3 separate regions of the Homo sapiens genome follow, and all the other regions are linked to region 1. A link is a contact called in ENCODE Hi-C data. All regions are on one chromosome and are shown on one strand. The core of a region is the stretch at or near the end of the contact, and the rest is flanking DNA. Distances in the headings are between cores, read along the strand shown.

Region 1 (4,220 bases), core at 916-3,415:
GGCTCTATCTCTTGGGTGATATTCTGGAAAAGTCAGTCTTGACTTAGTCAAAGGCATCGGTAATTCCCCAACAGCTGAGAGCAGACTCCATGCTGCGGTTTTCTTGTAACTTGAATCGAGGAGACTTCCACATCTTTGCTATCCATTGCGCCTGGCTTTGTCCACTCGCTGACTTCTTCATATATAAGCTCATTTTCCACCTGGAAGAAAAGAGGAGAGAGCCTTAGGGCCCCAGCATTGGGTCCGCACCGAGGCCTACACTGCTCCCCCCATTCCCACCTAGGACCATGGCATCCCAGTCCTCTCTCCCTGTGGGAGGCTTTCACAGAGGTTCACATGGGCCCAGGCCACTATGATTTTCTGAGTCTCCTTGTTTAATAAAGAAAATGAAGTGCCAAATATTGTGGTATGTTTTAAAATTTTGTATTTAACAAGTGATCTTTCAAAAATGCAATGCAATCTAATTGCGCTATTCCGAAGTTAAGCATAGGATTTAGAAAACATTCTTATGGCATTTCTTTCATGGAACATGAGCTTAACTTTTATCATTAAAGTAATTTCTGTCCGTCTTTTCAGTGTATCTGTCTCTGTGACTCTAAGTATAGTAAGATTACTAGGAAATAATTTCAACATTTTAACTTTGAGGCCCTATGTGAGGCCCAAGATAAGCCCCACGCACCCCCATTCCCAGCCACAGGCTCTGCTGCCTGGCACCTCAAGGTCTGGACCCTGTACAGGGCTCCCACATGTCGACACAAGCTCCCATGTGTCACCTGTGCCTAGTAGAGAGGTGTATATTGCAACAAAAACTACAAATCAAAACAGGGCTGCAGCTCAAGAATCTTCAAGTTTCCTGTACCCCACCACTGGTTTAAGACAAGGATCAAGTTCATTTCAAGTAACTTATTAGTTACTAGTTAGTAATTGGTGGTAATTTCTTTTTTTTCTTTTTTTTTTAGATGGAGTCTCACCCTGTTGCCCAGGCTGGAGTGCAGTGGCACGATCTTGGCTCACTGCAAGCTCCACCTCCCGAGTTCAAGCCATTCTCCTGCCTCAGCCTCCCCAAGTATCTGGGACTACAGGTGCCTGCCACCATGCCTGGCTAATTTTTGTATTTCTAGTAGAGACAGGGTTTCAGCATGTTGGCCAGGCTGGTCTCGAACTCCTGACCTAAGGTGATCCACCCACCTTGGCCTCCCAAAGTGCTGAGATTACAGGCGTGAGCCACTGTACCCAGCCGATAATTTCATAGATTATCAGCTACCCTGCACATATTCATGTATTGCTTGTCAGTTGACAGGAAAGAGTCTTATCTTATTGGCCAAGAATTTAGCCGGCATCTTTGATCCCATCAGCAGTTTTGCACTTGATATTTGAGGAGTTTCAAAATGCTAGGAGGCTTTGATATTTTCTTTCACCTCAAAACGAAAATGAAACATGGTCCAAAAAGTTTGCGCTAAGACCAAATGGCCAGTGCAATTTGTACAAAGAGTTAACACTGTCCTTTTGGATTTTCAGAAAAAGAGCAAGTAACCTTTATGGAGACTGAAACCATAGCCATTTCCATGGAAGGTTGGGGCAAGAAGCCCTATTTTCAATTTGCTCACACAGAGGCTCTTCATGGGAAGGCCAGACTGCCATGGATGAAACATACAGCGGGGATGTATCCGAACACCGTCTCCTGGCCTGTGAAACAGACCAAGAAGTCCCCTTGGAGTTAGAGGGGCCTCTGTGAGCCCTGAGAGATGCTGCAGCCCAAGGAAGACATGGGAGGAGGCACTAAGCAGTGTCCCAGGAAGTCACATAAAGAAAACATCATTGGCTGCGCTGCTGCAAATCTGTGTCTGGGAGTTTGGGCCAGGGTGAGAGGGTCGCAGGCTCTGGGCGAGGTTTAGGAAGCAGGAAAGAGGAGTGGACCCGCTGGAAGCCAGAGGACAAGGTGGACGGGGTACAAGGAAAGGGGTCCGCCAAGGGCAGCCTGGGAGGACCCTCCTTGATCATGAAAAAAATGAGCAAACGGACACAAATGTCTTTTCAAAAAAGATGCCAAAGGTTGGCCTCAGCAAAGTCCCCTGAAGCATCCCCTTCTTGCTTTCCCTGAGAAGCTAGATTCTGCGTGTGGGGTGGGGCATCCGGACTTGGTGGCTTTCCTTCTGAGCTTTCCCCACCTGAGTCATCTGCAAAGGGCAAGGCTGCAGGCGGGAGAGGCCGGTGTGATGTGACCGCCAGCCACGGTCCCCACACCCCTCTCTGAGGGCTGTCCCCTCCACCTCATGCCATGACAGGAAACTTTATGACCTGTTCACTAAAAAATCACTTAAGGATTGGAAAGCACCTGTCTATAAATAAAGGCAAGGGGGCTGCCATTTTAAAATTGGGGGTGAGACTGGTCGTGTGCTCTCGAGTGGGCGGGGACTTACAGTAACTCAGAGGCAGGGCAGTTCAGGAGCTGTACATGAGCAGAGGCCCGGGTGCTTGGAGGCCGGCCAGCGTTGGTGGGCCTTCCTGAGGACAGGGTATTTGAGACATACAACAACAGACATAAGCAAGGTTATGATAAAGCTGCAAACCGTTTTCCTGTTTTCATGGGGGCGTAAAGCTAAAGCAGCACTGAATTAACTCTCGAAGTGGGAGGAGAGATCACTGTTGAGGCGGGAGAGGGGATATGGAAAAGTCTGCGTTAGGACTCAGCTGTGTCTGCCGCCAAGGCAAGGGTAACTAATAGATAACAGGCCTTAAGAATTGCTATCTTTGCTCCTCTTCCTGTCTCCCCCTCTCCCTCCCCCTCCCCCTTCCACCCTGTTTCTCCCTTCCTCTCACCCCCTCTCTGCTTCCTGTACTTTTTTTTTTTTTTTTTTTGAGCCAGAGGCTTGCTTTGTTTCCCAGCCTGGAGTGCAGTGGCGGGATCTGGGCTCACTGCGACCTCTGCCTCCCGGGTTCAAGCAATTCTCCTGCCTCAGCCTCCCGAGTAGCTGGGATTACAGGCACACGCAACCATGCCTGGCTAATTTTTGTAATGTTAGTAGAGATGGGGTTTCACCATATTGGTCAGGCTGGTCTTGATCTCTTGACCTTGTGATCTGCCCACCCCAGCCTCCCAAAGTGCTGGGATTACAGGCATAAGCCACCATGCCTGGTCTCTTCTTTCTTTCATCTGGCTTCTAGAAAAAGAAAGTTCTGCCTCAAGGCCTGGGAAAAATAGTTTGGTTTCATTTTGTTTTTCTCCAGCTGACAGTGGTTCTCTGAGTGAATGCCCCTTTCTCATGGCCCCACCTCTGTTTGACCCACCCTACCTCTTCCCCACACCCAAACCAGCCTCCTTCTGCTGCCAGATCATCCTCGGAGCCAGAGATCCCCGCTGGTTTGGACAATAAACATTTGTTGTGCACTTTCTATTACAGTGCCAAATATCAGGTTAGGTTCTGGGGAGATGAGAAAGGATTAAGCAGTGTCCCAGCCTCCAAGGAGATCATGTGACTCCACTGATCATAAATGATGGCCCTGGAAAAAGTTCCAACTCCTCTTCAGTATGGCTCCAGCTGAATGGCTCTGTCCCCTGCCCCTTCTCTGTCTGGGCTGGTCCCTCTGGTAACTGTCTTATGGGTCTTCTCCCTCCACACCGTCGCTCATGCAGGCCCTTCAGTGTAGTACAGCCTCACAGATGCTCAGCTCAGCAGCCCTTTGCTTGAGCTTTTGGGTTTAACCTCCATCCTCTTCCTGTTGTCTGTATCTCTGCGTCATCAAACATCTAAATTTAAGTCTCCTATCTGTGTGATCTTAGACAAGTGTCTAGTGTCAAGTGTCTAGTGGACAAAGGTTTCTAAACCTTTGTCCTCCATTCCTCATTTGTGAAAGGAAGGTAATGGCTTCCGCTTTGTCCATGGCTTAGAGTTGTTCTAAAAATCAAATAACATGATAAATAAATTTAAAAAAAAACAAGTAAGATAACAAGGGCTGGTCCAGATGTGGAGGAAGGGAACACCTGCACACTGTTGCTGGGAATTTAAATTAGTACAAGCATTCAGGGAAACAGTATGGAAGTCCCGCAAAAAATTAAAAATAGAATTACCGTATGATCCAGCAATTTCACTACTGGGTATATCTCCAAAGGAAATGAAATCCTTACCTTGAAGTGGTATCTACACTCCCATGTTCATTGGAGCACTATTCACAATGGCCAAGATATGAAAACAAGCCAAGTGTCTGTCCATGAATGAATG
Region 2 (4,225 bases), core at 1,056-3,555, 5.1 Mb after region 1:
TGGGGACTTATTACATCTGCATGTCAGTTTTTCTTTAAAAAAAAAAAAAAAGTAAAGAATGGGATGCGATGGCTCATGCCTGTAATCTCAGTACTTTGGGAGGCCAGGGCAGAAGTACTGATTGAGGCCAGGAGTTTGAGACCAGCCCCGGCAACATAGCGAGACCCTGTTTCTACCAACTACAACAAAAACAACAACAACAAAATAAGCTGGGTGTGATGACCTGCGCCTGTAGTCACAGCTACTTCAGAGGCTGAGGCAGGAGAATCACTTGAGCCCAGGAGTTAGAGGCTACAGTGAGCTGCGGCTGCGTACCACTGGTTTCAGGCTGGGTAACAGAGCAAGATCCCATCTCTAAAATAAATAAATAATGAAGAAAGAAAAAAGAAAACCCATCGACAGATGTATTCCACTGAAATAGGCTCCAATTAAGTAGTACACTTAATTGAAATAGTTGCTGAGAATACTCCCGAACAAAGAGAAACTGTTAATACTGCCTGATTGTTTTATGTTACAAAGTAATTTCTAAACCATTGGAGTTGTAAAAATTCGAGTCAGTTGGTTCTTAGGAATGTGAAACATAATGTACTTCATATACACATTGTTAATAAACCCACAGTGGCCCTAAAAGTTGATTTAACTCCAAATGAACTGAAACGCAGTAATAGCCTGAATACAAGGTTAAGAGAAAAACGTTTCTCCCAGTTTGAAAGGTACAATTTCTGAACTGGCCATTTTTCTTAGGGTACCTTTTCTCTATGCCTCCCTACATCCCTTTCCCAAGTGAGCCTCTACTGAGCTCTGGGGAAGAATACCAAGTTCTGCAACAAGAACCTGCAGGCTATTCCAACCTCTCAAAGGTCTTGTGTCCTAAAATTATGGCTTTCTGCTCTGGCCTGTGGTCACTTCCCTTCCTCGGGGCATCCCGGCACTGGCAGGAAAGCTGTGCACATGCTTGTGTGAATGACAGGAAGCTCTTCCGTGGGATGAGTGCCAGGGTAGGGTCTCTCAGGTCAGCAGCGAGGCCCACACCAAAGCCTCGCCCAGAGAACCAAAGCAAGAGGGACCATCTGCTCAACGGAGGGGCTTTTCCGATCTCACACATAACAAGTGACCTGGACCCGAGAGAGCAGCAGGGAGGTGACAGGACAGCCTGGAGTTGAGGACCAGTGGGCTCCGTTCAGAGATTACATCCACCCTGAGCTGCAGGGGGGCGGAGGGGTTCCAGAATTCGCACTACCTTGGTCTTCCCGGGGTAGCTCAGCAACCCTCCTCTGCCCGGACCACTCCTTCCTATCCCACAAAAGACGCACAAAGTGGGAAACCACACCTTCCTGGGTTCTATTTTTCAGTTAAAGCCTCTGGAAGGGGACGTGCCCGCAGTCTGTCCCAGCCGACCCCGGTGGCCGCGGCAGCAGCAAGGCCGCTCTGGTGAGTGCACGTGGCCCACGGGCAGGCCGCGCGTCCGGCCGGCACAGGAAGTTTGGGGCGCTGGGCAGGGACCGCGGGGTGACATTTGGACTCCCGGCTGCCCGAAAGGGCGACGACCCCACCTTCCCCTCCCTCGGTGCCGAGGTGCAAGAGGCGGTTGAATTCAGGAGCGCGGCGCAGGGCGGGCTTTTCCCGGCTGTCCCCTAGGGGTCCGCCCCCTCCTCCCGCACCGCCCCGGCCGCCGAGCGCCACGTCAGCCGCCAGTGCCCGGCCCGCTGAGCTCACGCCTCCCGACCCGGAGCCCCAAGCCCTCGGTCCCCTGCAGTCCCCGGCTCCCGGCCCCGAGCCGCGGCGCCCGCGCCCCCCGCTCCCCGCCAGCCGGAGCCCCGAACCCGCAGGGTCCCCGCGCTCCCGGCCCCGCGCCCCCAGTATTACACCCCGCACCCCTGAGCCCCGAGCCCCGCGCCCGTAGCACGCACGCCGCAGACCAGAGCCGTCGGCGTCCACGTGGCCCCGGGACCCCCCGCCCGCGGCGCCCAAGCGCCCCACGCCCCGCGAAGCGCCAAGTGCGGGGCAGGGCGCCGGCCTGCGCGGCGTTACCAGGGCGCGAAGAACATGACGAAGTGCGCGGCGCTCTGGATCCCGTGCGTGAACATGTCGGCCGTGTACAGGTGCTTGCTGTGCGGGTCCTGTCCGTCCTCGCCGTCTGCCGCGGGGGGCCCGTCCGCCGCCGCCGCCGCCGCCTCCTGGGCCCGGGCGCCCCAGCGCCCGCCGCCGCCATGGCCCAGCAGCAGCAGCAGCAGCGCAGTCAGGGCCGCCGGCCGGGCCAGCAGCGGGAGGAGGCGTCCTGGGCGCGCGGGCATCGCGGCGGGGCTGGGCGCGCTCTCGCCGCGGCCTCCGGTCCCCTCGCAGCGCCCGCCCCGCGCCCCGCCCCGGAGAGGCCGCGCCCCTTCCTCTCCCCGCCCGCCCGCGCCGGCGCGCGACCGCTACCCGCCCGAGCCCCGGCTCCGCGCACCGGCAGGGAAGGGCTGGAGCGAGGGACCGAGTCTGGGAGAGCCTTCCGAGTCCGGCCTCCTGCCTTCCCGCCATGGGACGGCTCGCCCCAATCCCGCGAGGCTCCTGCGCCTCCGCAACCCAGGCCCGCACCCCTTTCCCCAGGGGCCCGCTCTGCTCAGAGCGGCGGTGAACACACGAAGTAACGATGAGGCCAGCGGGAAGCCACGGAGGGGCAGGTCAGCCTCGGCTAATCTCAGCTCACACAAGCACCCCGCGATTTCAGGCCAAAGGAAGGAGAGAGCTGCTGTCAGCAGAATATAGGAAATCGGGCAAAAGACGGTGGGGTTTGCACCTGAATTAGTTAGATTCTTGGCCAGAGCTCAACTGTGATTCTCGACCTGGGCTCAGAGGGGTGATGAAACCCGCTTCCCAAGTGAACCCCTTGCTGGTTACCCCTGCCCGGCCTCAACTCAGGGATGAAGAGGAAAGAAAGTCAAAGCGGCCTCTTCTAGACAAGAAGGCACCTAGCAGGACTGACTGGGGTCCTACTGTGCCCTCATTTATGCCGGTTACTAAAATGAATGACAGCACGCCTGCTATGGCTGAACTCAGCCTGTGGAATGGCCCGAAGGCATCCCTGCCCAGCGACTCATAACTCGCACCTGCACACACACCTTACAGCAGATGGTAATCGAAAGCTCCAGCCCTACCCCGGGGATCTGAAGCTAAATTAGAATCACCGGGTTGCTCTCCGGGATCCTGCCTGCTCTTTGATTATCCTCAATCCAGGAAGCCCCAGGTAGTTAACTCCTGGCTTGGCAACAGGGGACGCGCCCACTGTCTCACCTGTCATTATTCTGCTCCCGCCTTAGGCCCAGCCACTTATGAACCTTTAACCATGGGTTGCCAAACACCAAAACCATCAATCTCCCTCCAAAGTCTGTTCTTCCAGCCACTTAAGCTTGAAACATGGGAGGCATCTTGTATTGCTCGCTCTTTTCCCGTGTGTCTCAAAATTCAACCGCATTTCCTGTAACCATGATTTCCTTCCAGCATTCTCAGTGTTCATACCCTGAACGGAGACTAAGCCTGGCCTATTGCAGTAGCTTTCTAAGAGTCTCTTTCATTCACATGGCTGGAAAATTAATTTTCCTAAAGCCTGCCTTTGACCAAGACAGTTTGCTGCTTAAACTTGGACCAAAACGCCACCACTGTCCCCATGGCCTTGGCCGATGGGGTGAAATAGTCATGCCTGGGGCAGCCATTCAAGGCCTTCCGTGATGTGGTTGCATCATGCTTTGTGTCCCTGTGAAACTCACTCAACACTAGAAATCCAGGGATTCTCTCCAATAACTGTTATTGCCAAACTCTAATCCCTGTGTTCTCCAACACCTCAAACCTCCCAAACCCTTCCACGGTGCTGTTGGGAAATTCCCACAAGCATCGCCATACACTCTTACAGCATCAGTGTCTTTCGTTTTTAACTGAAACACAGTTCTAGGAGCTCTCTCAAGTGTTGGCTGCTCATTCTTTCACACCTGGAGTCCCTCAGAGCCAGGAAGTAAAGCTGATGCCTTCCTGGTTCCCCATTGCTCCTTCCAAATCCTACAAAACCTTCAGTACTCCTTAAATTGATGCCACTGGGCATGGCACCCTCTTCCCTGCCAGTTCCTGTCATTCTTCCACATCACTCTTCCTGGTTCAGTGAAGACTTTGGTTCCTGGCTCACAGTGTTCCTGGCCACCCCTTTCCTGTCTTTCATTCCTGGCATCTTCAGCATCCAGGTGGATGCTCCATC
Region 3 (4,254 bases), core at 1,559-4,058, 5.1 Mb after region 1:
AAAATTGTCTTTGAAGAGAAAGTTTATTAACTTCATTTTAATATTCACAATACAGATTTGAGACATTTTATGGGAGAAAAACCACAAAGTTCTAATCCTCCTTAAGAACTAGGATGTGTCTCTTCATTGCTCACAGGCTGCGAATTAAGCTTTCAATTCATTCAACAGTGAGTACCTACTATGTGCCAAAAAATGTTGCCAGCAGTGGGAATGTTCCAGAGAATGCCCTTGTTCCCATGGGGTTTACAACCTAGTGAGTGAGACAGTTAATGTACAATAAAGAAATAAGTACAAGATCTTTATACAAGATTATAAGATTAGGCAGTGCCGAATGTTAAAAGCAAAATAAAACAGGGCAGCATACATTTATCTAGTATAGTTGCTGCTTTGGCATCCATTTTGGGCCTGCGGTAAGTTATTGAAACCCAGTCGTACCCTATCACCTTTGGTCTAGTTAAAATGTTCCCTCCCTGTGTGGTTGTTTGTGAAACAGCCTGCTTGCTCTTCACCCCACAGCTGCTGACCACAGTAAAACCTAATGATCAACACCAGAGTGATGTAAGTTCCCCCTTTTGCACATTTTTAAATTTAACTAATTAATTAATTTGTTTGTTTGTTTTTTGAGATGGAGTCTGGCTCTGTCACCCAGGCTGGAATGCAGTGCTGCAATCTCGGCTCACTGCAACTTCCGCCTCCCAGGTTCAAGCAATTCATCTGCCTCAGCCTCCCAAGTAGCTGGGATTACAGGCGTGCACCACCACGCGCTACTATTTTTTTTTTTTTTTTTGGTATTTTTAGTAGAGACGGGGTTTCACTTTGTTAGCCAGGCTGATCTCGAACTCCTGACCCCAAGTGATCCACCAGCCTCGGTCTCACAAAGTGCTGGGATTAGAGGCATGAGTCGCCGTGCCCAACCACACGTTTTTTTAAATTAGCCAATCCACAACCCCCATGGGAAACCCTAAGGGATAAGGTCCACGGATCTTAATAAAGGCATAATCCCACAGGTCCTCTCTCTCTCTCGCTCTCCCCTCTCTCCCTTACTCCCCACTCCCTCTCCCTGGTTGAGCTCTCTGACACCCCTGGACTTTTCCTTAGCCTCCTGTTGGCAGCTCTGACCTTTCCGGGATCTGTAAGTTATACAGTTCTTCTGTTTCAGCCATTTTGGTTTCATTCCCTCATTTTGTCTCACTTGATGGACACAGGTGAACCTAGCTCCCCCACCCCACGCTGTTAGGGCTCTCCCAGAGAGTGGCTTCTTGGTTTTTGGCGTGTGTGTGTGTGTGTGTGTGTGTGTGTGTGTGTGTGCCGCAGTCTCGCTCTGTCACCCAGGCTGGAGTGCAGCGGCGCGATCTCGGCTCACTGCAGCCTCCGCCTCCCGGGTTCACGCCATTCTCCTGCCTCAGCCTCCCGAGTAGCTGGGACTACAGGCGCCCGCCACCACGCCCGGCTAAATTTTTGTGTTTTTGGTAGAGACGGGTTTTCACCGTGTTAGCCAGGATGGTCTGGATCTCTTGACCTCGTGATCCGCCCACCTCGGCCTCCCAAAGTGCTGGAATTACAGGTGTGAGCCACCGCGCCCGGCCAGGTTTTGGCCACTCTCAAAAGTGGAGACCTCAAAACCAAATTAGAAAGAACCACGGCGATGGAACTCACGACACAGGGTAACGGGATAAAGAGAGAAAGGGAGACACTTCAACATCCCTGTATTAGCCTTGACGGCTCAATTCATCAAAAAATACAGATTGAATATATAAGAAATACATATAAAAATGAAAAATATAATTAAAAGTACACATTATTTCATCATAACTTAAAAAATTAAAAGCTAATTAAAAATTTTTGGTTAAAAAGCTATTTAGAAAATGTTTAAAAACTCAATAAGTGGTTAAAGGAGAAAATTAACACTATAGTTACAATTATTTAGAAAAAATATGAGAAAATGTAAGTAAAATTATAGGAGACAAATTTTGCTCCTTGAGGCAAAGATTTTCACAGATTTCCCAAAAATAACATAAAAATCACTTACCATAAAAGAAAAATTTGATAAATTGGACTTCATCAAAATTAAAAACTTTTGCTCTTCAAAATAAACTGTTTTTTGGGGAGCTGAAGGAAATGTGCATTATCTTGATTGTGATGATGGCTTCAATGGTGTATACATGTCAAAACTCATCAAATTGTACACCTTAAACATATGTAATTTATTGTGGTCAACTATGTGTCAATAAAGTTGCAATGAAGAATTGGAAATAAAGAATTGGCAACTAAATACTTTTTTTTTTTTTTGAGACAGGGTCTCGCGCGGTCACCCAGGCTGGAGTGCAGTGATGCCATCATGGCTCACTGCAACCTCTGCCTCCCGGCTCAATTGATCCTCCCCTTCAAACTCCCCAATAGCTGGGACTACAGGTACTTGCCACCATGCCTGGCTAAATTTTGCTCAGTACAACTTTTTAAAACATGAACTAATTGTTGAGAAAATTAAAAGGCAAGCCATCAACCAGGAGAAAATATTTGTAATTAATGAGTCTGGCAAAGCACTTAAATTTAGAAAATATAAATAACTCTTACTATTCAACGATGGAACAAACAACACACAACCACACAGCCCATAAACTAAAGAGATCGGCACTACCCCCCGAAATGTACAAATGACCAAAAATAACATGAAAAGATGCTCACTATCTTTAGTCATCAGAGAAATGCAACTTAAAACCACAAAGAGATACCATTATACCGAACCGAGAACAGCTAAAAATAAAAAGACTACTAATAATCTCATTTATATACAGAATCTAAAACAAAAACCAACTCATAGAAACAGAGAGGAGAATGGTGGTTGGCAGGAGTTGTGGGTGGGGAAATGGGGAGATGTTGGTCAAAGGGTACAGAGTTTCACTTACAAAATGAGTAAGTTGGCCAGGTGCAGTGGCTCACACCTGCAATCCCAGCACTTTGGGAGGCCAAGGCAGGCAGATCACCTGAAACCAGGAGTTCAAGATCAGCCTGACCAACATGGTGAAACCCCATCTCTACTAAAAATACAAAAATTAGCTGGGTATAGTGGTGCACGCCTGTAATCCCAGCTACGTGGGAGGCTGAGGCAGAGAATCGCTTGAACCCAGGAGGCGAAGGTTGCAGTGAGCCAAGATCACAAGATCACGTCACTGCACTCCAGTGACTCTATCCCAAAAAAACAAAGCAAGTTCTAGAGACCTAATGTACAGCACAGTAACTGTAGTTAATAATAATGCATTATATGCCCGTAATTTGCTAAGAGAGGAGGTCTTAAGTATTCTCACTGCACGAGCACGCACGCACACACACACCCCCAAAAAGGTAACTATCTGAGGTGATGAATATGTTAATTAGCTTGTGATAATCATTTCACAATGTATACATGTATCAAAAATCATGTTGTACAACTTGAATTATATAATTTTTTATAAATTATACCTCAATAAAGTTAAAAAAACAAGGTTCAAGTTATAAAACATAGATATGTATAAGGATGTGAATATGTATATAAGCAATCAATATAGGAAAAATACATATACACAAATATATGCACATATACATTTCCTATTGAAAAGATGATGGCACCACATCCCTCTGTCTTGTCAAGGCAGTGCTTAGTTAAGAACACACCCCATCTACCACCAGGCAATTCAGTAAAAACAATGAGTGCTTTGTTTTTATGATGAGAAGGTAATGTATATAGTCTGCCACAATAATTTTCTGCTGTCTGCTTTTTTCATACTTAACAACTACTCTGATAACTCTTTCTAGAACATTCTCAGAATTAGCTCTAACCAAGCTCTAGCCCAAATGCCACTTTTACCTCTCAAATAAACTGCTTTTCCTACAGCCTGGACATCAAAAAAGTCCAAATAAGTGACCAAGAAATGGAAGAACACTTTTGAGTGACTGAGGAAGGGAAGAAATTAAATGAGCCAAGTCAGAACTCTCTGTAGGGTGAAGGTGAATGGGAAGCGTTGGGAAAAATCATTAGCACTTTTATGAAATGTATACATTTAAGATTATTTGTTGTTTTTGCCAGACTCCTTCCAGGCAAAGCATACATTTATAAATGTTTAAGTGTATTTTTTTTAAGTTCATTGCAGCTATAGAAATTGTTCCATAATGTGGAAGCCCCTGCCAAGTTTCCAGCTCTCAATTTCCCGAGATGTATAATTATATTATTATTATTATTATTATTTTTTGAGTTGGAGTCTCACTCTGTTGCCCAGG

Evidence for each region. Hi-C counts contacts between places; a loop is a spot of excess contacts on that map. Pooled maps may share reads with other maps.
Region 2: a loop to region 1 is called in a map with no recorded cell type, with 9 times the contacts of the local background. The contact joins the promoter of TXNDC5 here to the enhancer-like site in region 1. A Hi-C loop is called at or near these places in 2 of 37 single-sample maps with no recorded cell type and 3 of 50 pooled maps.
Region 3: a map with no recorded cell type shows a loop between it and region 1 (15-fold over the local background). The contact joins two enhancer-like sites. A Hi-C loop is called at or near these places in 2 of 37 single-sample maps with no recorded cell type and 4 of 50 pooled maps.

Annotation. Positions count from the first base shown.
Region 1 is chr6:2,855,491-2,859,710 of GRCh38, forward strand. It overlaps the pseudogene SERPINB9P1. Among named protein-coding and RNA genes, the nearest start is that of MIR4645, 3.5 kb to the left of the region's middle. RefSeq lists an enhancer at 3,089-3,668. Within about 2 kb of position 2,166, at least 23 of the 41 ENCODE cell types and tissues checked have a DNase peak (open chromatin) inside an H3K27ac peak, as active enhancers do.
Region 2 is chr6:7,908,483-7,912,707 of GRCh38, forward strand. TXNDC5 (thioredoxin domain containing 5) reads right to left here and starts at 2,306. Exons shown (of 10, transcript NM_030810.5): 1 at 2,032-2,306. The coding sequence starts at 2,294. All of the region lies in intron 4 of BLOC1S5-TXNDC5 (BLOC1S5-TXNDC5 readthrough (NMD candidate)), which reads right to left. RefSeq lists silencers at 1,381-1,470, 1,671-1,790, 2,161-2,590.
Region 3 is chr6:7,960,548-7,964,801 of GRCh38, forward strand. All of the region lies in intron 4 of BLOC1S5-TXNDC5 (BLOC1S5-TXNDC5 readthrough (NMD candidate)), which reads right to left. Among named protein-coding and RNA genes, the nearest start is that of TXNDC5, 52 kb to the left of the region's middle. RefSeq lists an enhancer at 3,135-3,184. Within about 2 kb of position 2,809, at least 3 of the 41 ENCODE cell types and tissues checked have a DNase peak (open chromatin) inside an H3K27ac peak, as active enhancers do.